Linked DNA regions of Mus musculus: regions 2 and 3 are each linked to region 1. The links are chromatin loops, found by intact Hi-C in ENCODE. Cell type or tissue: left cerebral cortex. All regions are shown on one strand.

Region 1 (8,000 bases):
TCTTAAGAGTCACACTGGGCCTAGTAACACTGGGAGACTGGAGATAATGCTGGTTCACAGCCTACAGATGAGTGTCCATATCTGTCCAGTGCCTGGCAGCTGGGACATCACCTCCCAAGAGTACACTGGGGCCCAATGCCACTGACAGCAGCCACAGCAAATGTGAGGTGGGCAGAGAGGCTCAGTCCTTGGCAGGGCTGGAGTCCCTTGACATGAGGTCAGACACTGGGAAGGAAAGGTGGGGGTAGAGACCCCAGGCCAGGACTGTGCACCTCTGGTAACCACTCTCTGTGCTGAGCCTTAACTGAGGCCATAGGATACAGCATGTTGAATATCCAAACTGACTGGGAGAGTCGGTAAAGATAGGGAGTGCCCGGAGGACACACAGTTACTGATAGCCAGGATGGACATGAACTTGACCAAATAGATACCAGCTCCCAAGAGCTGATACTACACCAAGAAGATCAGTAGGGAATGGAGGGGGCTTTTTCCAGTCTCTCGGATGCTGGGGCAGACAAGACCGTTACTCCCTTTCTGTTGAACAGAGGTTAGCTCTGACCTCCACTGAGGTCAGAGCTAACATTGTATTAGGTCAAGAAATGAAGAGGAGGGACTTTCTGCCAACTTGCCCCTGGGATGGGCTAACAGGATGGGTGCTCTCTGAGAGAACAGGACTCTAAAGCTTGGACTCAGGGCGAAGCTGGCCAGGGAACTACTTTTAGACTGAAGTTCTCAGGAGACACCAGACAATCTCTTCTTATGGGCCAGCACATCAGAACTCCTTCCTCTCCAAGCTGTCTGTCCCAGTCCCAGCACCAGCACCGGGAGTCTCCCAAGATGGATGACCTTGGAAGGTTCCGCCTCTGAAAGCCCCAGGAGTTGAGGTGGAAGCAGGCAGGGAGGTACAAAGTACAGAGAATCTACAAGAATAAAGTTGGGGTAGCCAGGCCAGGACACTGGTGCCCCACGTCATGATGCTCAGATACAAGAGGTTCTCAGGAAGCAACACCCAGTATCAGGGCTGGCTGGCAAGACAGAAGGGCCCTGGGTCCCAGGAGTTAATACTCAGGAGGCTTGCCAAGTTCCAACAGAACTGGCAGGGCCACCCGGCCCTTGGGAACCTGGCAAGCCCCAAAGCTAATCCTAACCAAGCAGCAGGGCTTCACGGCTTTGTCAGTGAGCCGGGAACCTGGGGTTCTCCTTGGTCTGGGGTGTCAATGAGAGAACTCTGGGGGCCATATGGATTCAGACAACCCTTGGCTGGATGCAGGACTGGCAGGGTTTGGGTCTACATGGACAGTAGCCTTCGAAGACATCAGCCATCCATGAACCTGGTTCTCACAGCACCATCCTCAGAATCCCCTACACCTGGAAGCTTGGCACACTCAGACCTTACGAGCTCTTATAAACCCAAGTGACTTTCTGAATGCTGGTCTTAGCAGGCTCTAGAGTCAAGCTTCTTAAACTGGGGCAGTAATAAATTAACACACACACACACACACACACACACACACCACACACACACACACACACACACACCACACACACACACACACACACCACACACACACACACCACACACACACACACACACACACACACACCAAACACACACACACACACACACACACACACCACACACACACCACACACACACACACACACCACACACACACCACACACACACACACCACACCACCCACACACACACACTGTGGCTCTAGAGAGACATGGCTACCCCACTCCCAGACCAAGACTGAAGTCTACATAGCTGAGATGAAGCCAGCTCTGGCAGCCCCTGCTAGCCACATGCACCCGGGAGACTTGGCCAGAACCCCTCCCCCTACTTGCTCTCTCTCCTCACAACCATTTTCTCCCTAGAAACTTTGCTCCAAGCAGCAGGCTCTCTTGGGATGGTTCTTCTCTGCTCCCAGCCTGGCTCTGAGCCAGGACCCTGCTCCCAGAAGAGAAAATGCCCATCGATTTGAGACACTGTCCAGCCACCCAGATACCAGCCTCGATTCGGCTGGGAGGAAAGCACGGCTTGGAATGGCCCGTCTGGACCTGTATCTGTCTGCTTTGGAGCAAACCCTCAAAATGAGGAAGCCAGACAAGGCTAAAGGCATGGTGTTTAAATTCAGACCAAGTGGTTGTGACAGGGTTGGCTACCTCCCTAAGGTGAGGAAGTTCCCACCTTGGGGAGTCTGGGCTGGCTTGCTCCCCTCCCCCCAGTGGCCTGCTTAAGGCAGCTGGACCCAGGCTCTCAGCAGAGTTGCACCCATCTCTGCCAGGAACCTTCCTGTAAGAACCCCCAGGCTTAATTATAAGAAGTAATACTCAAAACATGCTCCAAGTAGAGAAAACATTTTTTTTTTTAAATTTTATCAAATTTATCTGTACAAAAGTTAGCATTGCCTGGTCAGAAAGGAACGAAACACAGCGAGTAAAGGACAGCAAATGTCTTTCTGAATTCAACACCAAAAAAAAAAAAAAAAAAAAAAAAAGACTGCATAAAAATGAGTTTGCTGTGGTTCCCACCTCGGCCCCCGGAAGGAGATAAGCTGAAGAAAGAAAAAAAAGGCTGGATTTTTTTTTCCCCTCTAAAAAAAGGTAGGAAAAGTAGAAAAATTAAAAAGAAGCGAAACTTCTCAAATGTGAGCAAATATACAAAGTGTTCAAGGCACAAGTTTCCGTGACGTAGCCGGTTTATACACTCGACACAGCGACGCAGGCAGGGAAGCTGATGTTACTCTCTAACTAGGAACCTAAGCAGGTTAGTTGGGGAGGCTCTCCTTTCACAGCTTGGTAAGTAGCGCCTGGTGCCAAAGAGCCAAGATTATCGTGGTTCTGCAGCTGCCCAGCTTGCAGGAAATTCCGTCTTCTACCGCTTGGCACCATGAAGGCAGAGATGCTACTCCTGCCTTTCAATGCCTGGCCCAATGATGGTGCCGGGCTTCTTGTTCTAACTAGACCCTAAGAGGTTGATCACTTCCTCCTGTGCCTGGTGGAGGCCTCCAGGGACATCCGAAGGCCAAGCAAAGAGATGCTTAGGGATTCTGAGCCACCTCCCTCCTGCCCTTTACAGAGCAAGCTTCCCCACTTTAATTTTGTCTTAAATTCTACTCTCTGCACAAATTACTTCATTAATTAAAGATAAAATAACAACAGAACATAAATACGTCTTCAACACCTTTCAAAAAAACAAACATGTTTAAGCCTTAAAATAAAAAATAACAAAAAATAAAAATAGACACAGAAAGTGTTCATCTCAGCCAAGCCTTGCTGGGAAGAACGGTGGTAATGAGAAACCCCTCAATCTCACATTGGTCCCAAGAGAGTCCCCGGGTTGGATGTATCCTCGAGCATCCACAGATGTCCTTTCATGCTTTCACCGTGGGAACAGCATCCATTGGTCCCAGGGAGGTCTTGGGTAGGCTGATAAGGACATGAAGCCCATTCTCTCCTTTGTCCTTAGGCATAACTATCTTCTTATCTACTGAGATGCAAAACTCGGGAGCTGGTGTACACTTATCCAAACCGGAGAGCAACGGAATGCCTGTTTTGGAAACCACCAGTCACCTCAGAGAAAGAAGAGGGGGAAAAGAGAGCTCTGTCCCCTGGCAGAAGTTTGGATATCCAGAAGCAAAGGGACACAGGATGACAAAGCCTGGCTTCCTGCACATTCAGCAGGCACTTGACGGAGTAAGGCCGTGCTGGCTGCCTCCAACCTCTACCGAGTACACTCCGGAAGAACTCAAAGATCTGGCTAGACTTCCTGGATGCAGCAGCCTCAGGGTCGGGTCAGGGTGGTGTACACAGGCTGGTCCCAGTTGCTGCTGGGGCTGTGTGCGGGTGGCATAGAGAGCCCATTGAGCAGTGGCGAGGCATAGGGCCGACGGGATGAATGGAAGTAAGGGTATTGGTAGAGGCTGGGAGGGTAGCCAGGGTAGGGGCTGTAGTAGTTGGAAGCCTGCAGGTCAGTGTAATCACACTGTGCGCTGGCGAAGGAGCTGGCAGCCGTGGCAGAGGCAGCTGTGGTGACGCTGGCCTGGGCACTGTAAGAGCCATAGTCAGCACGGCCAGGTGAGCCATGTGACTGGTCGTTGTAGTGGCTAGGACTCAGCTGCTCCGTCTTGATCTGTGGCCGAAGGGGTCCTGCCTCTGTGGGCGAAGCTGAAGCCGAGGGAGCTCCCTTGTGGGCCCACACAGGGGATGCCCCTATGCCGGTTGCCCCGGAGTGCGAGTAGGAAGCGCCTCCATAGGAGCCAGAGGCAGTGGCCTGGCTGGGCTCTGTGGGCAGGGCTGAGTGGCCATTGAGGGGCAAGTACTGGTCAAATTCATGGACATCGAAGGTATCCATGTTACTGATAACCTCGCTGCTGAGCTCGGAGATGTCCACATTGCTGAAGTCGATGTTCTGGCGCCCGCTGTCCACTAGGCGGCGCCCTTCCAGCCTTAGCTCTTGCTTGCTTCCATTGCTCGCCTGGTGCAGGTCCGTCTTGGGGGTAGTGGGTGGGGTGGGTGGCCCATGGGTCTGGCCTGAGGAAGAAAGTATATTGCAAGGATGAATGCTCCTTCTGTGGGACCAGGGTGGAGCTGGTGGGTGACACCAGGAACCCTGGTAACTGCCACAGGTACAAATCAACGGCTTTTTGTTTCCTTACCTTCCCAGAAATTCCTGCAAACTCAGACCTAGCCCTCACTTACTGGCTGAGAAAATTCCGTTTGGCACTGTGCTGTGGGAAGACCCAAGGCTCCTCCCTGAAGACCTGGGTGGGGGGATGGAAGGTGGCCAGCCGGCCCCACCAGAACTAGCATTAATGGGGCACTTTTGGAATGCTTGGCCCTGGGCACTGGACCAAGGCGAACCCACACAACCCCGTTCTTTCCCCACCACAGCCCAGTAAACGGAAGCTCACAGCCGGCCTGCCTCCAGCTTCACTTCGGCTGCTTAGCTGCTGGGACCCCACCCACCAGCCTGATTCTGAGGCTGGGGCTATTGACCCACGCTGTTGTTACTGTAGAGTGGAGGCAGATTGTGAGTAAGTCCCGGTGACGGTAGACATCTCCAGAGTGCTAGATGGAGCTAGGCAGCTCCCTCCTTTTGTACATAAGAAATAGCTACATCCAGAGGTTTTTTTTTTTTTTTTTTTTTTTTTTTTTTTACAAGGGATCGGGGAAGACCCAGCCCTCCTCAGACTGCCAACCATGGAGGGAAGACCTACCCACACTCCAGATCAGTCCTGCTATTGCCCGTCCCCCATGCTAAGGGTCCTGGAGCCCACCTGTGTGGTGGTCACTGTGATGGTGTGCCTCGCCGAGCACTGCATCAGCTTTGTACATGGGACCACCAGGGTGGTGGCCCAGTTCAGTACCAGAGTCTGAGTCGCTCCGGCCAGTCTTCACACTCTTCCTTCGCCTTGGCTGGTATTTGTAATCTGGGTGGTCTTTCTTGTGCTGCACACGGAGCCTCTCGGCCTCCTCCACAAACGGCCTCTTCTCGCTTTCACTCAGCAAGCTACAGAAAACACAGTAGAGCGAGGATGCCCACGGAGCTCCAGACTTGCCAAGGACCTAGGCAGCGCCAGCAAACACTGCTGCCTGCAGTCAGACAGTTGGAGCACAGGATAGGGTGCTGGAGAGCTCAGGATACCCTCCAAGGGGTAACCTGCCCTCCTGCTGAGAACTCCGACACCAGTGGGGCAGAGCCCAACAGTGTGGTCTAAGGACCAAGACCCCAATTCTCCATCTTTCCCGAAGTCCCCCTTTCCAGCACTATTTGCTCATCCAGTCACCCACCACTGCTACCACCGCCGCCGCTACCACCACCACCACCAATCTCTCTCAAGAAAGACAACAGGACCCAGTGAAAACTATACTTCGACAAAGGCAAGGAAGGCTTTCTGGAAACCAGCCATCCCAAGTTGCCAGGAGTGATGGAGAAACTCCGGGAGATTGTCCTCAGAGCACACACACACACACCCTGAGAATCTCTCGACCTTGAACCTCAACTTGCCGGCCAAGCTGAGAGGGCAAGACAACCTGGCTGTCCTGCTCAGCCCAGTATCACTACTACACACTGTTTCAAACTCGAATAGAGGCAGCTTGGGAGGTGGGACTGTGCAGCTGTCTTCAATAATGCCTGCCTTTCTCAGGCCAAAGTGCTCATTGAGCCTGTCACTTTCACCTGCTCTTTCCTTCCCCAATTCCAGGTTCCTGTGGCCTGGGAGCAGTACCTGCCAGAGGACTTGGACTCCTCATGGACCCCGGAGTCCCAGCTTCTGCCCAGGACAAAGCAGCTTGATGCCTACCCAATATGCCTACAGGCCGTGGTGGCCACTCGATGCTAGGATCCCCAGTTCTGCAGTTCTCAGCAGGATATCCCAGGAGAGGAGAAAGGACTGGAGGGTCACACTCCAGGCACTGGCCTCCGTCCATCTCCAAAGTCCCACACCTGGTGTCTCTGTTGACCAGACCCACCCTGGAACCAGCCCAGGAGCACAGCCCAAGCTGGGGCACGAAGTCACTCCTTTCCTCAGCCTGAGTGTCAAGAGTCCCCACACTCACCGCCACAGCTTGCCTAGGGTCTTGCTGAGCTCTGCGTTATGGAGATGCGGGTACTGGTCCGCCAGCTTGCGGCGCGCCGCCTGTGCCCACACCATGAAGGCATTCATGGGCCGCTTCACGTGTGGCTTGGCCTTGAGCGTGCCGCCACCGCCGCCGCGCACAGGCATAGGCACCAGACTCCAGTCATAACCCTTAAGCACCTGCGACACGGCATCACGGATGCAGGCTGGGAAGCGTTCGTCTGCTGCCTCAGCAGTATCCCCTCGGCCGCCGCCCCCCGCGCGGCCCAGGCCCTCTGATCCCGCGGGCGACGGTGGCGCGTCGGAGTCCGAATCCTCCACGTGTGACATGGAGCTAGCGGTGCCAGACGGGCTGCAGGGAGGCTGGGCGCGGGCCTCACTCATGTCCAGCATCGGGGCCACGCGCGGAGGGGCACTCAGTGGGGATGGACGCAGGGGTCGCGCCCGGTCACTCTGTGGAAGGACACTCTAGAATCCAAGGTTGCCACGCAGGACCCAATCTTTGTCCTCACCGCAGGGGCCCAGCAGCAGCTCCTCCGCCGCAGTAGCTCAGTCTCAGTTCTGGGACCCGCAACAAGTTTCTTTAAGCCGTGGTCGAAACCCCGCCCCTCCCGGTCCGGGTTGGCAGGTCCTCCCCAGGCGGAGCTTGTATGCCCCGCCCCGAATCCAAAGAAGCCTTGCGACCCCGCTCCACCCTCCGTACCACGTGGGCCAGGCGCCCCGCAGCCTGATCCCTCGGCTGAGGCGGGGTCAGAGGGCTAAGGGTGACTGACTGCCCAGTGCATGGATCTCAGCAGCACGGCTTGACTTTCGGGCGGCAGGCAAGGATGCTAATCCACAAGGTTCCTGAGTCCAACATCCCTCCCTCCAATGTGGGGCTCGAATCCGCTATTGCAACCAAACCCGGGTTCTGCCCGCAGGGTGGCGCAATGACAAGAGCCACCAGGTGACCCTGGTAACTCCCGCACCTAGGTGAGCTGGAGGACCCCGGGGCTAGACAGAGGTGGGAGGGCGGGGGCGCTGGGCGGGGCTGCTCTGGCAGTGACTGCTGAGTCCCTGAGGGCGGTCAGGCGGATGGAGGGGCCGGACGCGGGGGCTCGGGTCCTTCCGGGTATGACCTGTGGTGGGGGCGCGGAGGCCCTGGCGGGCGGGCCTGGGTGGTCTGGCGGAGGCGGAAACCACGCTGGGCCGCTTCTCCTCAGCGCCTAGAGAGAAGGCGGAGAGTGCTCAGGGTCGGAGAGGGGACGTTTCTCCCGAGGCGAGAGCCAAGCCTGACTCCGAACCGCGCCCGAGGTCGCCCCCGCGACTTGCCTCCCAGCCCGGAGGTCTCCAAGTGCAGCTAGGAGTCTCTCGCCAAACTCAAAGGAGGCGATGTACCTGCCACCCTAAGCTTGTCTGGGTGGCATAGAGCTG
Region 2 (8,000 bases), 220 kb after region 1:
AAAACGGGTGTCTGCTGCTCCCTCCCCTCCCCTCTCTTCCCATCTGTCCACGAAGGTTCAGCCTGCGAAAGGCAGGCTCTCTGAGCCTGAGCAGCATGAAGATCGTCAATGCACAGCCACCTAGCACAGGGGCCTGCGGTGAGTCTGGTGGCTGTCTTTTTCACCCTGCAGCCTCCAGGAGGCCAGCAGAAGCTGCAGGAGGAACTGAAATGGCTTCTGGAGCATCACAGAGCCAGGCAGCAGGCACTGGAGACACAAGTGTGAGTTTCACCTCACCTACAACAAGCAGAGCCCAGTGGTCGGAGAGATCCTTCTTTAGGGGATGACGGATGACCTCACCCTGGCCTAGCTGAGCCTGCACTGTGTTCACAGGGGAGTCCTAAGCCAGCAGTTGCAGGGAGCCCGAGAGGAAGCCAGGACAACTGGTCAGCAACTGGCTTCCCAAGCCATGGTGAGGCTTTACCCACCCCGTGAGCCTCAGCTTCTGGCAGGTGGGAGTCCTACAAACAGAGCAATCGCCTCTTGGGTACTCCCAGGTGCTGGCCTCCTGTAAGGGTCAGCTCCGGCAGGCTGAGGCTGAAAACACTCAGCTGCAGCTCCAGCTGAAGAAGATGAACGAGGAGTATGCTGTCCGGCTGCAGCACTATGCCAGAGAGACGGTGGTGAGCACTTTAGTTATGTTCTGTGGTGGTCGGAAGTAGACTCTGAGATCTGAGGAGTGTGAGTCTGGCCTGGCTGTGCTGGGCAGACAGTTACAAGGAATCTGTGGTCCTGGGTCCCTGCACAGCCAGCTAGGATAGAGAGTAAGGTTAAGCCGGGCATGGTGGCGCACGCCTTTAATCCCAGCACTCGGGAGGCAGAGGCAGGCGGATTTCTGAGTTCGAGGCCAGCCTGGTCTACAAGGTGAGTTCCAGGACAGCCAGGGCTATACAGAGAAACCCTGTCTCGAAAAACAAAACAAAACAAAAAACCAAAAAACCAAACAAATTTAAAAAAGAGAGTAAGGTTAAGCCCAACCATGTTACCCAACTCAAGCCCAGCTCCTCCAGCTTAGCTGCCTAACCTGGTCCAAACTCAACCCCAACCCTAGCTCTGTCCTACCCAATCCCCTCCAGGAGAACGCCAGTAGCACAAATCAGGCGGCCCTTCAAGCTTTCCTGGAGTCCACTCTGCAGGACATTAGGGCTGCACACCGAACCCGAGAGCAACAGCTGGCCCAAGCTGCCCGGACCTACCGAAAGCGCCTGGCAGATCTGAACCAGAGGCAGGAGTTGCTGCTAACCACCTGCAGGTGGGCTCCACCCTGACTCAGGCACCTGGAGTGGGATGGCAACATGCGACCTGTACTGTGGTTTAGCGTGCTGCAGGAGCAGCGCCAGGCACCCACAGATCCCAACAGGTCATATGGTATTCCTAGGGCTACCTTTGCAACAGCCATCAACCTGGAGCCATTACCCATGCACTGGGCCACTGAACTCAGCCACCCAAGAGAAAACGAGGTAATACTGGGGCCCAGGTGCCCTCTCCCTACTGTCTCAAACTGCCTTGAAGCCCAGAGGCCCAGGAAGGACTCACCCCTGGCCTCATCCCAAACTCAAAGTCTTTGAGCGGTTGGCCTTCTTCAGTCAGCCAAGGGAACCCACCATGTCCTTTTACAGTATGGCCGACATAGGACACTGCTACTGTACCCAGAGAAGGGATCTGGTGAAACTTCCAAGGAGAACAAGTCACAGCCACTGTGAGTGCTTTCTGTTGATATAGGAGAGGTCTACAAGTCAGGCAGAGAGAACCAGAAGCTGAACAGCCTTCATTCATTCTAGCAACCCTCGCTACTGAGTAGGGTTCTCTTATCCCTGCTCTGGGCTATCTCAGTTTGAATGGAACACTGGTAATCACTGAAAATGGATGGCTGCTTTGTTAAGTATCTGATAGGTGAAATGGGGTTGGTGACAGTGGGCAGCCTAGTGGCCTCGGCAGCTGTAGATTTGGGCCTCTATACCTGCTGTATACCAGGCAGGCTCTTGAGATAGTACCTCCCAAGAATTGGGGAAGAAAACACTGTGTAGACGAGGGCTCACTGAGCTAGTCAGGGGACTATCCAAGTGCAGATGCTCCGGGGCTCCAGGCAGTGCTATGCTGTCCTAAAACCACGCAGCAAGTATTATGCCTGGCTCGGAGACTGCCCCTCCTACCCTCTCCTCACAGGGCCCTAGACACTGCATCCTGGGCCCAAATCCAGCAGAGGCTGCAGGACTTCTCCCAGGACACTCAGGTAGTAGGGAAGGAGCGGCGGAGACCCCCTACTCTACCTCCTACCATGGCTCATAACTCATGCCTCCACCAGGCAGAGCTAGAACGGGAACGGGCACAGCTGATGGTCCGGGCCACCATGGCAGAGCAGCAGCTTTCTGAGCTACAGGAGTATGTGGACCAGCACTTGGGCAGGTAGGCTGGATGTGGCTCCAGGGTCCTAATCTGGTGGAAAGAAAAGAATCCATGGCCAGACAAGTGATTTATCATTCCAATCAGGTACAAGCAGGAAATCTTGAAACTGAGGAAGTTGGTGAATATTGGAGATCCCCAAGGAGTAGAAGCTGTATCTTCGCCGGGTAGTGGTGGCGCACGACTTTAATCCCAGCACTCCGGAGGCAGAGGCAGAGGCAGGCAGATTTCTGAGTTCGAGGCCAGCCTGGTCTACAGAGTGAGCTCCAGAACAGCCAGGGCTATACAGAGAAACCCTGTCTCAAAAAAAAAAAAAAAAAAAAAAAAAAAGCTGTATCTTCCACTAGGCCTCAGCGCCCAAGGACTCAGAGTCACTAGCTAGTCTCCCAGAAAAATCTCAAAAGAAATCTCTTTACAGCCAGCATGGAACCCTCTGGACACCCTGCCCCAGGAAGTGATTCCTGGAACAAACAAAAGTCAGGATTGAACCCACAGAGTCTTTATTTTATCCAGTCAGCCAGTTTGTCAAACAGGGGCTCTAGGGACTAAGGTAGAACTGGACTCTGGGATGGCCTTGATGGGCACCCCACAAGAAGACACAGTTGGCCCAGAACCATGGACATCATAGGCCCAAACTCTGTCAGTGCCCTCGCCCACCACAGCTACAGGCTGCCAGGTGGGAAGGGGGAATCGTCCAGATACCACACGGGCCCCCACAGGGAGCTCTGCTTGCAGTTTGTCCTCCAGCAGTTGGAGCTGTAGGAAAGAACAGGAGGGAAAAGAACACAGGAGCAGGTCAGAAAAAGCTGCCCCATCCAGCTGAGCCCAGAACATATTCCAGGCCCGAGAGCATCCAAGAGCCAAGACTGTGGCCCTGATCTCCCAGCAGGACAACAGACCCAAAACCTACCACACTGGGAGCCAGGAACACAGACACGTTGTGACAGTCCCTGAGGCTCACCTGTAGAAAACAAGGGTAAAGGCTGGAGGGCATGCAGTCCCCAAGGTAGGGCCTCTAGCCCACCCAGATATCCACATAATAGCCACTCAGAGCATGAAACTTGGGAGATAAAGATATCAGGAGCTGGAGGTGTGCCTCAGGTGGCAGAGTGCTTGCCTAGCATACACATATCCCTGGGTTTAATCTCCAGTTCTGCATAAACTAGGTCTGATGCCTATAATCCAAGGCTAGTTTGAGATAAGCCTGGACACACATCTCAAAAAAAAAAAAAAAATGAAAGGAAGAGGGAGGGTAAAGAAAATCAAGTTTGGAAAGAAAGAGAGTGGGAGGGGGAGGGAGGGGTATCAAGTTTGGTAGGGTACCTTCCAGAGATCTTTTCGATGGTAGCAGACACTCGCAGAACAACCGGCTCTCCAGGCATGCAGCCGTGCAAGTCCCACAAGCCACGGGTTCAGCTCATATCCCATAGCTGGACGGAGACCACATTGGTGGGCCGCCAGCACCTATGGGAGCCAAGAGTGTGGGATCTGGATGAAGGGAATGGGGCCACCACCAGAGGGACAACGAATATATAGACACAGGTCTTACGATCCTGCCATCACCAGAGCCTAGATCCACCATTTTTCCAGGGCGGCCTCGCAACAGTGACAGCACGTTCTCAACCTGCCGGGCACTCGCGCCAACGTAGGGCACCTGAATAAGGAATTTGGTGGGCTGAGGCTAGAAATCACACAGGCAGAAGCACCAGTTTGGGGGCCGATGGGAGCCTACTAGATTTCCTTTCTTAAATTGATACCATCCAGTGAGCCCCGCCCACTCTCCAGTCATAGGCCCGTACCCCCTAAGTAACTCAATCCCAGCTTCATTCATTTAGACTTGGTCTTGACGAAAGACCCAGGCTCCGCAACTTCCTGGTCCCAACTCTCCGTACATCGGGTTCCCGGGTTAGGTCCCGCGCCATAATTGATTCCGCCCATCTTTACGCTACCTACAGTAGCCTTGACCCCACCCATGGAACCTTGGCTTGCACCAGTATTGGCCCCTTTCCTTCCAAGGTTCAACGCTGCACCTGCAGCCTCAGAGGCACCCGGCGGAAGCCCGGCTGCAGCAGCAGCGCCCATATAGTATAGACGGCCAATCCCGAGCCTGCCGCCGCTTGCACTATCTCCAGCAAGCCCAGCCGCTTCTCGCGTAGCTCAGTCAACGCTTCGGCTGGGTCGTCCTGATCCATGATTGACAGACACTCAGTTCCAGGTCCTACTTCCCAAGGCTCCCGGCCGGTAATGGAAGCGGTTGCCCTCCCCGCTGCCCCCAGCCTGAGCCAAACTCTATCCGCTTGCAGCGTACGCCAGCCAACCGCAGCCGCAACTGCAGAAATCTAAGTATCCGCTGCGATCAGTCGCCGGAAGTGGAAGAGGCCTCCGAGGCCAGTCCGACATTCATTCTTTTCCGCCCAGCCATCCGGGGGACCCTCCTTGGGTTCCGGGTGATGGTTTGGGGTAGCGATGACCCAGGCGATGGGCGAGAATGACAGGGTTTGCCACGAGTGGGTCTACGGTCCGAGACATACAGCGGTCAGCTTCAGGGTCCACTTTACAGACAACCACATGGAATGGAATCTGTTCTAAATCCCCCTGAGGCTGTACTGCTGGCCGGCAGCCTCGGGTTATAGCCAGGGTCTATAACTGAAAGGCACTCTCACGCAAATTCTGTTGATCAAGACAAGAAATGACTGAAAGCCTACCAAAAATCCAGAAGCAAACCACAGAGGACGTCCTTCCAGCCGCCCCTCCCCCTCTTCCGCGACAATAATTAGGCGGGAAACAGAGAGTATTCTGGGGTCGAAGGAGAGGGGCGGGCAGCTAGAGACAGATGTTGGCTCTCTAGTGAGTACGGAGGGAGGGGGCCGGATGTGAGCGACTGGGTGCTGGCAAAGGGCCCAGCCTAGGGTGGAAGACAGCCCAGGAGTCCGGAAGATCTCCTTCTTTCAAAAATAAAGGGTTGAGTGACTCTTAGTAAGGCCCTGCATGGAAACAGATAGAGCCTTGAGTCAAGCTGCTGGACCCCGACCACCCACATCAAGGCTAACTGTCTGAGAATGGTAGATCTTCCCTGACTATGCTCACTCATGGCCTCTTCGGCTATCCCTAGCATAGACGGTGATGGCTTCCAAACTGAACATGCCCAATACCACCACCCTATCGCCCAGGCACAGAGTGTTACCCTCCAAAACCATCTGCAGGACAGGTGTCGCAAGACAGCATGTATTCTGTGTACATGTATTCTGCAGAGAGGCTCTGCTCCATCCAGCTCAGAACCTGGCCACCGGAAGATTTATACCAGAGCCCTCCCACACACTGAATTCTAGACAGGGTTGCTTGGACATAGCTATTCCTGTCTGCTGCTCCTGGCAGTACTCTAAGACCAAGAGCACCCAGGAAGCCCTGGCAACTTGACCTGACATTGGCACCCACACTCTGCTCCTCAGCTGCCAGGGCTCTACTTGGAGGTGTCTCTGCTCCTCGCAAGGCTTTCCCAGGCTAGCTCCTGTGATTTGGGTCCTGCTTATACACACCATCCTCCTTGCTGTCTCTGTCTCTACTGTTTGGAGTCTTCACCACCTGTTCCCTAGAGCAGACTTGAGGCCACTGGACCAGCCTTCCCCTACCAGATGGAAAGACAAGGGTCTAAATCCTTAGCACTCCATGGAGCTTGGGGAGAAGAGAAGTAGTAGCAAGGGGCCGATTCAGAGGCAGATATGGAGGGAGAAAATGCAATGGCCTACTCTTCAGGAGTGATCTCGGACTCTCAGTGCCCTTCCCTCTCCAGAAGCAGTCTATGGAAAAGGAGCATGCTCTCTGTCCACCCTCAGATTACACAGATGTGATTTAAGTTATCTGGTTATAAATATCCCAAAGAAGCCATTCCGGGGGCCTATGTAGGGTGTGGCACCACCATTGTCATAGTCTGAGGCAAGGAACCATATGTCTGGTCTCTGCACAGCCTTGTCACTCTCCCAGTCTGAATGAATAGTCTGTTGGGACTGATGATGGGTGAAAGCCTTAGAGGGAGGTCACGCATTTCCAGAACTCCACTCTCACTCCGCACAGCACGGGAGCTGAAGCTGTTTCCCAGGAGCCATGAGGTAGAGGCAGAAGAAATCTGACGGACGTCCTAAGAAAACCAGCGCACACCTCACTCAAGGTCTTTCAAGCCACAGGCTTTGTCTGCTCAGGGTCTCACTAGCCTTTTGCGAAATAATGAGGCCCAGGAGAAAGGCAGGCATAGCAACAATGGGGCCAGTGGCGGGAAACAGTCTTTAGAGACCCCATTGTCCATTTCTCCCGCCGGAAACGAACAAGCAGGATCCTGCAGAGGAGACCCCACACCCTGCAGGCTCTCTGCCATGTCTGGATGCTCAGCACGTCTCAGGGGCCTCCGGACAGAGGGGCCCATTCTTCCCCAAGGGCGGGACCGGGCCAAGGATGACTGTATGGCTCACAAGGACCATGGAAGGGAATGGCGCGGTGCCAGACTAAAGAACCCCTCCCTAAAGGCCTCGTAAGGAGCTGAAAGTGATGTCTGTCTGTTTGCCGCCCCCCCCAGGCCACCTTTAAACAAACAAAAAAACAAACAAAAAAAAAACAATTAGCTCAAGTCTTCCAAACTACGGCACGGTTGCTCTGAACCCCAGCAGCACCCTGGAATTCGAGGAAAACATGAGCTCACTGGTCAGCAGGCTAAGAAGGGTTAGAAGGGCAGCAGACTGGAGAGTAGACAAAGTGAGGCAGGCACAGAGCTGGGTATGCTGCCTGCCACAGAAGACCATGACTACAGTGGCTGGTATGGTCCAGATTACTTAGTATTCTACCAGCTCACTGTGGGTACCAGGATGCCATCCGAGCCACACCCTTCTCACCCACCCTCCCATCACCCTCCCCAACACCCCATCTCCAGAAGAAGGTCCATCCAGGGCTTGCTCCCAGGTCTCTCAGTCCAGTGCCATCTCACATGGGTTGAGATGGGTCGTGAGAGCAGCTGAATAGACACGGCTGAACTCTTGGAAGCGGGGAGCACAGCCCAGCCAAGCTTCGCCAAATCGGCTCCAGCCCATGAAGAGGAAGGAGCCTGGGCCAGGACGCACACCACAGCGCAGCAAGGTACGAATGGAGGCCCGGCCTTGGCCCTCCGAGCTCCCTTCCTTGAACAGTGGCAGTGTCTGGCGGATGACACGAGCAACCACCACAGTGATGACTGATTCTTGCAGCTCTGTGTCATGGGCGACCCCATGGATGGTCCCGTGGATCACTACGAGGAGACATGGTGGCCAGTGGTGGGCACGTGGGAATGTGAGGCAGACCCTAAGCTCTCCCGCAACAGAAACACTCACCAAAATCACTGGTGCATGCAGCCAGGAGGAGCTCGGCATCACTGCAGGGCCTGCAGGCACCTAGCATGCAAGGCAGGTCATCAGCCAGGCCTGTGATCTCTCAGCACGAGCCCACAGCTCCTCCCAAGAGGAAAAGGTACAGGAGCAAGAGACTAAACCCTTCTCCCAGCATCCTATAGCCTGAAGACACCCTGCAGGTACATGCCT
Region 3 (8,000 bases), 230 kb after region 1:
GTTTGGTGGGTTGGTGGGGTTCGCTGTCGACTGGAATCTGGAAGGCTGTCCACCCCTTACCTTCAGTGGACCTCGGGGCAGTGGGACTTTGTAAGAGAAGTAGTAGAGTCTGCAGCCAAAATCTGAACACTGGTATCCTGCTGCTGGTACTTAAGGAAAAGAGATTAAAACCCCTGTGTTACTGCATCTCATAAGGGAGGGTACAGAGGGCCTGGAGCATGGAGCTAGGCCAAACCTTCGGTTTGGGGAAAAGAAAGAATACTGGCTAGGTCTGGAAGGAGTAGCGTGGGTAGTGTGGATCTCCTTCTGCCACCATACATTCTCAGACCTAACTACACACTCCTCCAATGTTAAATGGATACTAAGAAAAAAATGAGGCGTTCTAGAGGACCTGCCTAGGGACCCACCTGACTGACAAAGCCTGGTAGTCTGCCGGTGCCAAAGTACAGGCCATTCCTACAGTCAAGATCAACCGAAAGGGAATCAGAAAGATATCCCAGGCAGCCTGAGGATGTAGCTAGGTTATAGAGCACCTACCACACAGGCATACACCCCTGGCTTTGATCTTTAAAATAATGTTAAACTGAGAGTGTAGTGGGTCTTGCCTGTAATCCCAGCGGGCAGGAAGTAAAGGAAGCAGCTCAGATGTTCAAGGGCATCCTTGGCTCCATAGTGAATTCAAGGACAGTGTGGGCTACATGAGAACCTCTTTTTTTTGTTTTGTTTTGTTTGTTGTTCATTTTTAAAAAAATATTTTTATTAGATATTTTCTTTATTTACATTTCAAATGTTATCCCCTTTCCTGGTTTCCCCTCTGAAAATCCCCTATCCCCCCCCCCCCGAGAACCTCTTAAAATAAAATAGAGCCACTGTGAAACCCCCCAATGGGGAAGAGCTTCCTTGGAGCAGCTTGTCCTTTGGATCTGACCGAAGGGAGGGTGGAGGAGATGGAAAATAGAAGAAGAACCTTGGCAGGTCCCCAAGGATCTCTCTCTCTCTCTCTCTCTCTCTCTCTCTCTCTCTCTCCCACCCCCAGGGCTCTGTTTCTGGATCCTCCAGGTTCCGAGTGAAACCCTTCCGGTTGGCCTGGACCTGCGCTCAGAGACAGATGAGATCCAGTGATCCCACTGGCAATCTGGGGAGGAGCTTCAAACACTGACTACTTTCTCCTTGCCTCCCAGGCCCTCTTTGACCAATAAGAAGGCTCAGATGGCTCCTTGCCCCAGTCCAGAGAGTCAAAATGACACAAGGTGAGAGTGACCAGAACTTTCCTGATGAATCAGTAAACACAGTGTGGTGTGACTGTTCTTGGAAGAAACATTACATATGGGCTGGAGAGATGGCTCAGCGATTAAGAGCACTGATTGCTCTTCCAGAGGTCCTGAGTTTAATTCCCAGCAACCACATGGTGGCTCACAACCATCTGTAATAGGATCTGATGCCCTCTTCTGGTGTGTCTGAAGACAGTGACAGTATACTCATATATATGAAATAAATAAATAAGTAAAATAGTAAATAAATAAATAACATTAAATATGACTTTTTTCTCTCAAATAGTATAGAAATGTGGGATGCTATAAAAGCAAGGAATTCAAATTTTTTTTATTTTCTCAGCTTGGTAGACTTTTATGCAAATGTTTTAATCCACCCCCATACCAAACACAAAGGCCCTACTATATTCTTGAATTAAAATGGTTTATCTTTTACCCCTTCGTTTTCTTTGCACAGATTCTCTTAAAACTAACCAAGCTTGGGCTGAGCAAGGTGGCACACAACTTTAATCCCAGCACTCCTGAGGCACAGGCAAGGCAGATCGCTGTGAGTTCGAGGCAAACTAGCTCTACATGGTGAGTTCCAGGACAGCCAGGGATCTTTACACAGAGAAATTCTGTCTCAATACAAACAGACAAACAAACAAACAAACAAACCTAGCCAATCACTAAAGACCGTGAGGTTGAGCCCAGCCAATGGGGAAAAGACACAGTCATCACCTGAGTTAGAATAAAAACCAATCCCTGTCTGAGTTGCCTCTTCCATGCTGTGAGCAGCTCACTCCTTGGTCAGCAGTAAAGGTTTGCCTTCTTGAGACACTTCAGTTAGAGTGGAGGTCTCTTTCTTTGCAACCTCAAATTTATTTCTAACAGAATGAAGCCCGGATGATTCTATCGTAAACCCTTGACGTCCGGGTTTGGATGTTGCTTTGGTCTCATATCATATCTTCTTTCCATGTCCTATCTCTCTCTCTTTTGGAATAGGAGAATGAATTCTGTGCTGTTGTATAGTGGAAGTATGTAACTTATTTTTTACTTTATAGGAGTTCACAGTTAAGAATTTGTCAGGATGGTAGGGAGGAGGTGTTGCCATGGTGTGCAAGGCCCTGAATTCCATTCTCAGCACCCAACAACAATAATAACATCCTTTAAAAGTAGAAAGTGCCTGGCGTGGTGGCACATGCCTTTGATCCCAGCACTTGGGAGGCAGAGGCAGGCAGATTTCTGAGTTTGAGGTCAGCCTGGTCTACAAAGTGAGTTCCAGGACAGCCAGGGCTATACAGAGAAACCCTGCCTTGAAAAAAAACCTAAATAAATAAATAATAAAATAAAATAAAAATTTCTAATAAATAAATAAATAAATAAATAAATAAGAGGCCACCTGAGACGCTGCAGCTATTGAGAGGCAAAGGCAGGTGGATTTCTGTGAGTCTAGGTCAGATTGGTGTCTTTGCAGAGAGTTCCAGACCTTCTGGTTATATGATGAGATCTTGTAATCTATCAGAATAAGTAATATTTGGGGCATAATGACACATACCTTTAATCCCAGCACTTGGAGGCAGAGAAAAGTAGATCTCTGTGAGTTCAAAGCTAGTCTGGGCTACATAGTGAGTTCCAGGACAGCCAGGGCTATTCAGAAACCCTGTTTCAAACAAATAGAATATGTAATAAATAGTGGCGCACACCTTTAATCCCAGCACTCAGGAGGCATAAACAGGAGGATCTCTGAGTCTGGAGCCAGCCTGGTCTACTTAGAGAAGTTCAAGACAGCAGGGATGACATAGAGACCTTGTCTAAGAAAACAAAACAAAAATAAAAAAAAAAAAAAATAAATAACAAAGTCAGATGGGCTGGAAAGATGGCTTATCAGTTGAGAACACGTTACTGCATTTGCAGAGGACCTAAGCTGTGCTCCCAGATCCCACATCAAGAGGATCACAACAGCATGAAACTCCATCTTCAGGGAATTTGATGCCTCTTGTCGCCACAGGCAAATCCACTCTCATGCATGCATGCACGGGCACACACACACACACACACACACACACCTAAAGGTAAAAAAAAAATGTAAAAATTAAATCATAAATACAATATTTTCAGCCAAACAGTGGTGACACACTCCTTTAATCCCAGCACTCAGGAAGCAGAGGCAGGCAGATCTCTGTGAATTTCAGGCCAGCCTGGTCTACAGAGTGAGTTCCAGGACAGCCAGGGCTACACAGAGAAACTCCATCTTGAAAGACAAATAAATAAATAAATAAATAAAATAAAATAAAATAAAATTCAATGGAAAGGCATGGCAAAAATAAAAATGGTAAATTCAGCCGGGCATGGTGGCGCACGCCTTTAATCCCAGCACTCAGGAGGCAGAGGCAGGTAAATTCAAGTAGTTCTCTACCCAACCCCTTTTAAATAAGTGTTTTCAAGTGTGGAGTCCCGGGGGCAGGGGGATTTCTGTGGTTATAATTTTAAAACTTTAAAATCAATCTGGAAACAGAAAGAAAAAAAAAAGAAAAATATGACATGCCTGATGAAATTATAGCAGACACCAAGGCCTGTACCGAGGATACAAGACACCTCGGGCAACCACAGTACAACTATCCAGCCTGAGAAATTGCAGCTACTTTGGTAATTCTTTGGTACTTCCCATTGCAAGCCACTGAGGCAGAAAAGTAGTCTCCAGGCGCCCTCTAATGGTAATATGGGGATGAGCTGGCCAGTCTCAGAGTTGAAGTCGTCCGACCCTAACCTCCAAGGGCAATGGCAGGAGACCTAGCAGTAAGAGGTAACTGCTAGAGGTTACTAAGGGGTAACTTGGTCTGAAAGAAACACTCACCTGACCGGAGTCTCTCTATTAAACTTACTCTTCCCATCTTCATCTTCTAGCACCATAACAATGATTCTGTCACGATGGTAGATTCTAGACAGGTGCCACTTCTCACACTGGTCAGGGAAAGGGACCCTTGACCATCATTAGCTAGCAGAAGTCTGATGCCCATGGGTATAGATCCCAGAAAGCCATGAGTAGCCTCAGGGTCCAACAGAGCTGCTCCTGGTGCTTTTAGATACCCAGAAGGAAAATGAAGGATGAATGAGAGAGCACCCCACATCTCAGAGAACCTTTAGCTGTTTATGCTCAAGCTTGGGGACTTCCTTGAATGTCTCAAGACTTTGTGCCCTTACCTTAATAAATGAGTTGCAACCGGGTGATAGCAGCGCACACCTTTAGTTCCAGCACCCAGGAGGCAGAGGCAGAGGCAGGTGGATCTCTGAGAGTTCAAAGCCAGCCTGGTTTACAGAACTGAGTTCCAGGACAGCCAGGACTACACAGTGAAAGACTGTATCTAAAAACAAGAAGAAAAAAAAAACAAGAAAGAAGTAAAGAAAAGAAGGAAGGAAAGAAGGAAGGAAAGAAGGAAGGAAAGAAGGAAGGAAGGAAGGAAGGAAGGAAGATGTCTCTTTTTATTTGATCATTACTATGATAGATGGATGGATGGATGGAAAGATGAGAGATAGATTAAAGTGTCAGAGTCAGCTAAATGCCTCAAAGACATGCTCACAGGCCAATCTGATGGAGAGAATTCCTCAGTTGAATTCTCCCTTCACACATATATTATGCTAACAACAAAAATTACCCATCATAGGGGTTGTCCGGGCTGGAAATCACACTGAGACCTGTTTTCTGTACTGTCTTCCCCAGGGCCATGTACTGCACTTGTGGATGCAGTGGGGACAACAGAGGCCTTGGTTGTTATGAGTGTCACCACTCAGGCACCCCATCTCCAGCCATACTGTCCCCTGTTACACAGGCCTTTGCAGGTTGAGGACATCAATAATGTATGTGCAGTATGCTGGTCCCTAAGCAGAGTGGAGGGTAAGCAGCCCAAACGTTCAGCAGGAGAGCTGATGGGAGACATGCAGCTGGTTCCCAATGAACAGGCCATCCAATTGGGGCTATTCGGGGAAGAGCTACAAGTGAGGAGAGTTGACAGGGATTAGAAAGCCAATGACTCCAGGACCATGGAGATTTGAACAAACACAACCACAAATATAACCTGAAATCTGACCTACTGACAGAGGGTGAGTTTGGGTTTCTCCTTGATCTTGTGAGAAAGGGGGGACAAGTTTCCCACCTGCCTAGGACTGCCCCCTTCACAGATAGCAGATAACATTTGAAGCCAGGTAGGGGCTAGATACAGGTAACCTGAGAGCGTTCCTGTATCCCTTAGTGAGCCTGTGGCACCAGGACCCTTACAGCCAGGATTAAATGTGTGTCCTGCTGGATGGAGCTGCAAGGTGGAAATAACGATGGGTGGGGGCACCAGGGGACCAGGAAAGTGCATCAATGGTACCTACCCCCTGAGCACTGCCTTCCCTTGCTGTACCCAGCTGGACCTAGGCAGTTTCAGGGTGGTTCAGCCATCAGCCCCTTGAACACAGAGACCTCATCCAGGATACAATCATAGCCGTCAGCTCCCAAGAAGTCTCAGGTTTCCAGCCATTCCCATGGTTTCTGGATACATCTCCCCCCCACCCCATTAGCCTGGCACTTCAGGGGGTTGGGCATTGAGGTTTCTATCTCTGTAGTTTTTCATTTGCTGAGAAGCCCCCCCCCCCAACACAAGCCTAAAATGCAGCTGCTGATTGATTTGAAGCTGAGCTATAAATAGCCACTGGCTCCAGCCAGGGCCAGGGGAAAATATCCCATTGCTAGGAGACGACCGTTGCCGGGAGACCGCCATCACTAGGCGACTCGTGCTGCTGAGGTGTCAGCTGGGCCCTGAGTCATCCTCAGTCTTGACAGGGGGTGGGGCCAGGCCAAAGCAGAGGCCAGCAGAGAACCTCAACGCTCTCACCCTGTCATCAGGGCAGCCAGACTGATGTTCCACCTGCTTCTCTCCTGTGCACTTCAGCCTCTGGCTCTTGGCAGGGACAGGGTGGAGGAAAAGGAAAGGGCGGAGGAGTATAGGGAGACAGGAAGAGGAATGGAAAAGGACAGAGGGTAAGTAAAGAGGGAGAGAGAAGAAAGGAGGGTAGAGAGGATCGGGGGCATAAAGTATCTACCTGAGCTCAGGGTGACTCACTTGAAGGGGTCGCTCCCCACCAATACTGTGCACTCAAGGTATTCCTCCTTATAGCCCAACTACGTTTCCCAGAAGGGGTTCAGTGAGGGGAACGACCTGGGGAAGATGTGACCCAGCTGTGTGTCTCCCCAGCACTCTCCACACTAGAACCCTGAAAGGCCATGCCTGGAACCTCCTGTGGTAAGACTTAGAGACAGTGTAGAGCTATCATCATCACTCTAGGCTTAGGAGTGATCCCATGATGCTCCCTCCTCCCTCTCTATCCGAGCCAAATGTGCCAGCAGCCCTAGTCTTCATCATCCCCATTCTGTGGAGTTGGACCTTAGAAGCCTGGATAGAAGACAGTGTTCTCTGCTCTGACATCAAGGCAAGGGTGAGGAACATAATAATAGCCTTAGATGAGGGGTGTCTTAAGAGAGGGGTGCTTAAGACAAGTAAGACTGACCCGTGAAGAAAGCATCCTGGTTGAACTGGCCCTATATGCTACCCCATATTCTGTGCAGGAGACGAAAGTCCCTGGTCAGGCACTTGGATATTGTCTGACACAGTTCTCTCAGGATGTAAGATGTTCCAAAAGCGTCATCAGGAATGAATGATGCAGGAATCCTCCGTGGAAGGTGTTCCAGAAGCCAGCTTCCCTATCATCATGACCACAGGGGTGTGTGAACCTCCCCTATGCCCCACTGGGTACCCAGGAAACCCCACCCTGGCCCTCTAAGTGTTGTGTCAGCCAACAGCTCATCATAACTGTGCCATCAGAGAGCCAGTAGGCCCAGGCTGAGAAGAGGGGTTCTTGGTGTTTGGGGAAGACATGAAAGTGAAAACTTCTGGGGAGGATATAGAGTCTGAGAGTCAAATAAGTTCATTCAGTGGCAGGTGACAAGAGGCCACACCAGATGAAGTGCCAGGTGAGAGATGTGGTACCCTCCTAGCTGGCATAGAGCCCAAGGAACAAGGGTCTTTAAAAAAAGATTTATTTATTTAATGTATGCGAGTACACTGTAGCTAGCTGTACAGATGGTTGTGAGTCTTCATGTGGTTGTTGGGATTTGAATTTTTAGGACCTCTGCTCACTCTAGTCAACTCGGCTCGTTCCGGCCCAAAGATTTATTTATTATTATACATAAGTACACTGTAGCTGACTTCAGACACACCAGAAGAGGGTGTTAGATTAGGGCATCAGATCTCATTATAAGTGGTTGTGAGCCACCATGTGGTTGCCGGGATTTGAACTCAGGACCTTTGGAAGAGCAGTCAGTGCTCTTACTCAGTGAGCCATCTCGCCAGCCTGGAACAAGGGTCTAACAGACCACAACTGAGGAGATAGCTGCCTGAGAGAGCTGGACCATTAATGCATGCCAACTGAACTCCTGGAATCCCAAGGGGAGCAGAAGAGAGCAGTAAGTTGGAAGTTTCTGATGACATGAAGGAGAGCCTGATCTGAGGAGGATGGCAGAGGTAGAGGGAAGCAGGTTGGTCCTTTGATGAGAGAGGAAAGGCCCCCAGATTAGTGCTCAGTAACTTCCTAAGTGCTCTCAAGAGACAGGGCCACTGTGTGCTGGGCCTTCCTCACACCCACCTTCACACCGGAGTGTGCTCATCCTATCTGCCCCAGCCAAGACACACGCCCAGCTAGTGATCCCCT

What was found. Peaks named below come from ENCODE experiments on the same cell type or tissue, not always from the same donor. Only the 100,000 strongest peaks of a DNase experiment are listed, where the experiment ranks them.
Region 2: a loop joins it to region 1, with 2.4 times the contacts of the local background. A loop is called at or near these places in 11 of 42 quality-filtered maps.
Region 3: it touches region 1 in a loop (3-fold over the local background); 11 of 42 quality-filtered maps call a loop at or near these places.

The regions. Positions count from the first base shown.
Region 1 is chr17:25,563,543-25,571,542 of GRCm38, forward strand. It overlaps Sox8 (SRY (sex determining region Y)-box 8), which reads right to left and starts at 7,144. Exons shown (of 3, transcript NM_011447.3): 1 at 6,568-7,144; 2 at 5,286-5,518; 3 at 2,351-4,539. The coding sequence starts at 6,980. The coding sequence ends at 3,791. It overlaps Cerox1 (cytoplasmic endogenous regulator of oxidative phosphorylation 1), which reads left to right and starts at 7,269. Exons shown (of 2, transcript NR_045176.1): 1 at 7,269-7,559. In left cerebral cortex, CTCF peaks have their summits at 2,877, 4,433 (motif pointing right), 4,639 and 7,477; DNase peaks (open chromatin) are centred at 1,121, 1,890, 2,192, 2,872 and 8 more places; H3K4me3 peaks cover 6,175 bases; H3K27ac peaks cover 6,351 bases.
Region 2 is chr17:25,787,581-25,795,580 of GRCm38, forward strand. Ccdc78 (coiled-coil domain containing 78) reads left to right here. Exons shown (of 13, transcript NM_001165929.1): 5 at 172-260; 6 at 373-451; 7 at 537-662; 8 at 1,116-1,291; 9 at 1,418-1,499; 10 at 1,659-1,738; 11 at 2,206-2,272; 12 at 2,345-2,445; 13 at 2,530-2,933. The coding sequence ends at 2,632. Antkmt (adenine nucleotide translocase lysine methyltransferase) reads right to left here and starts at 4,814. Exons shown (of 5, transcript NM_145410.4): 1 at 4,473-4,814; 2 at 3,992-4,096; 3 at 3,766-3,906; 4 at 3,353-3,403; 5 at 2,920-3,198. The coding sequence starts at 4,634. The coding sequence ends at 2,968. Metrn (meteorin, glial cell differentiation regulator) reads right to left here. Exons shown (of 4, transcript NM_133719.2): 3 at 7,794-7,853; 4 at 6,991-7,711. The coding sequence ends at 7,395. In left cerebral cortex, a CTCF peak has its summit at 3,945; DNase peaks (open chromatin) are centred at 4,267, 4,818 and 5,265; H3K4me3 peaks cover 2,621 bases; H3K27ac peaks cover 3,463 bases.
Region 3 is chr17:25,797,275-25,805,274 of GRCm38, forward strand. No RefSeq gene overlaps it. Among named protein-coding and RNA genes, the nearest start is that of Metrn, 4.2 kb to the left of the region's middle. In left cerebral cortex, a CTCF peak has its summit at 3,974 (motif pointing left); DNase peaks (open chromatin) are centred at 281, 3,951 and 6,014; H3K4me3 peaks cover 521 bases; H3K27ac peaks cover 2,595 bases.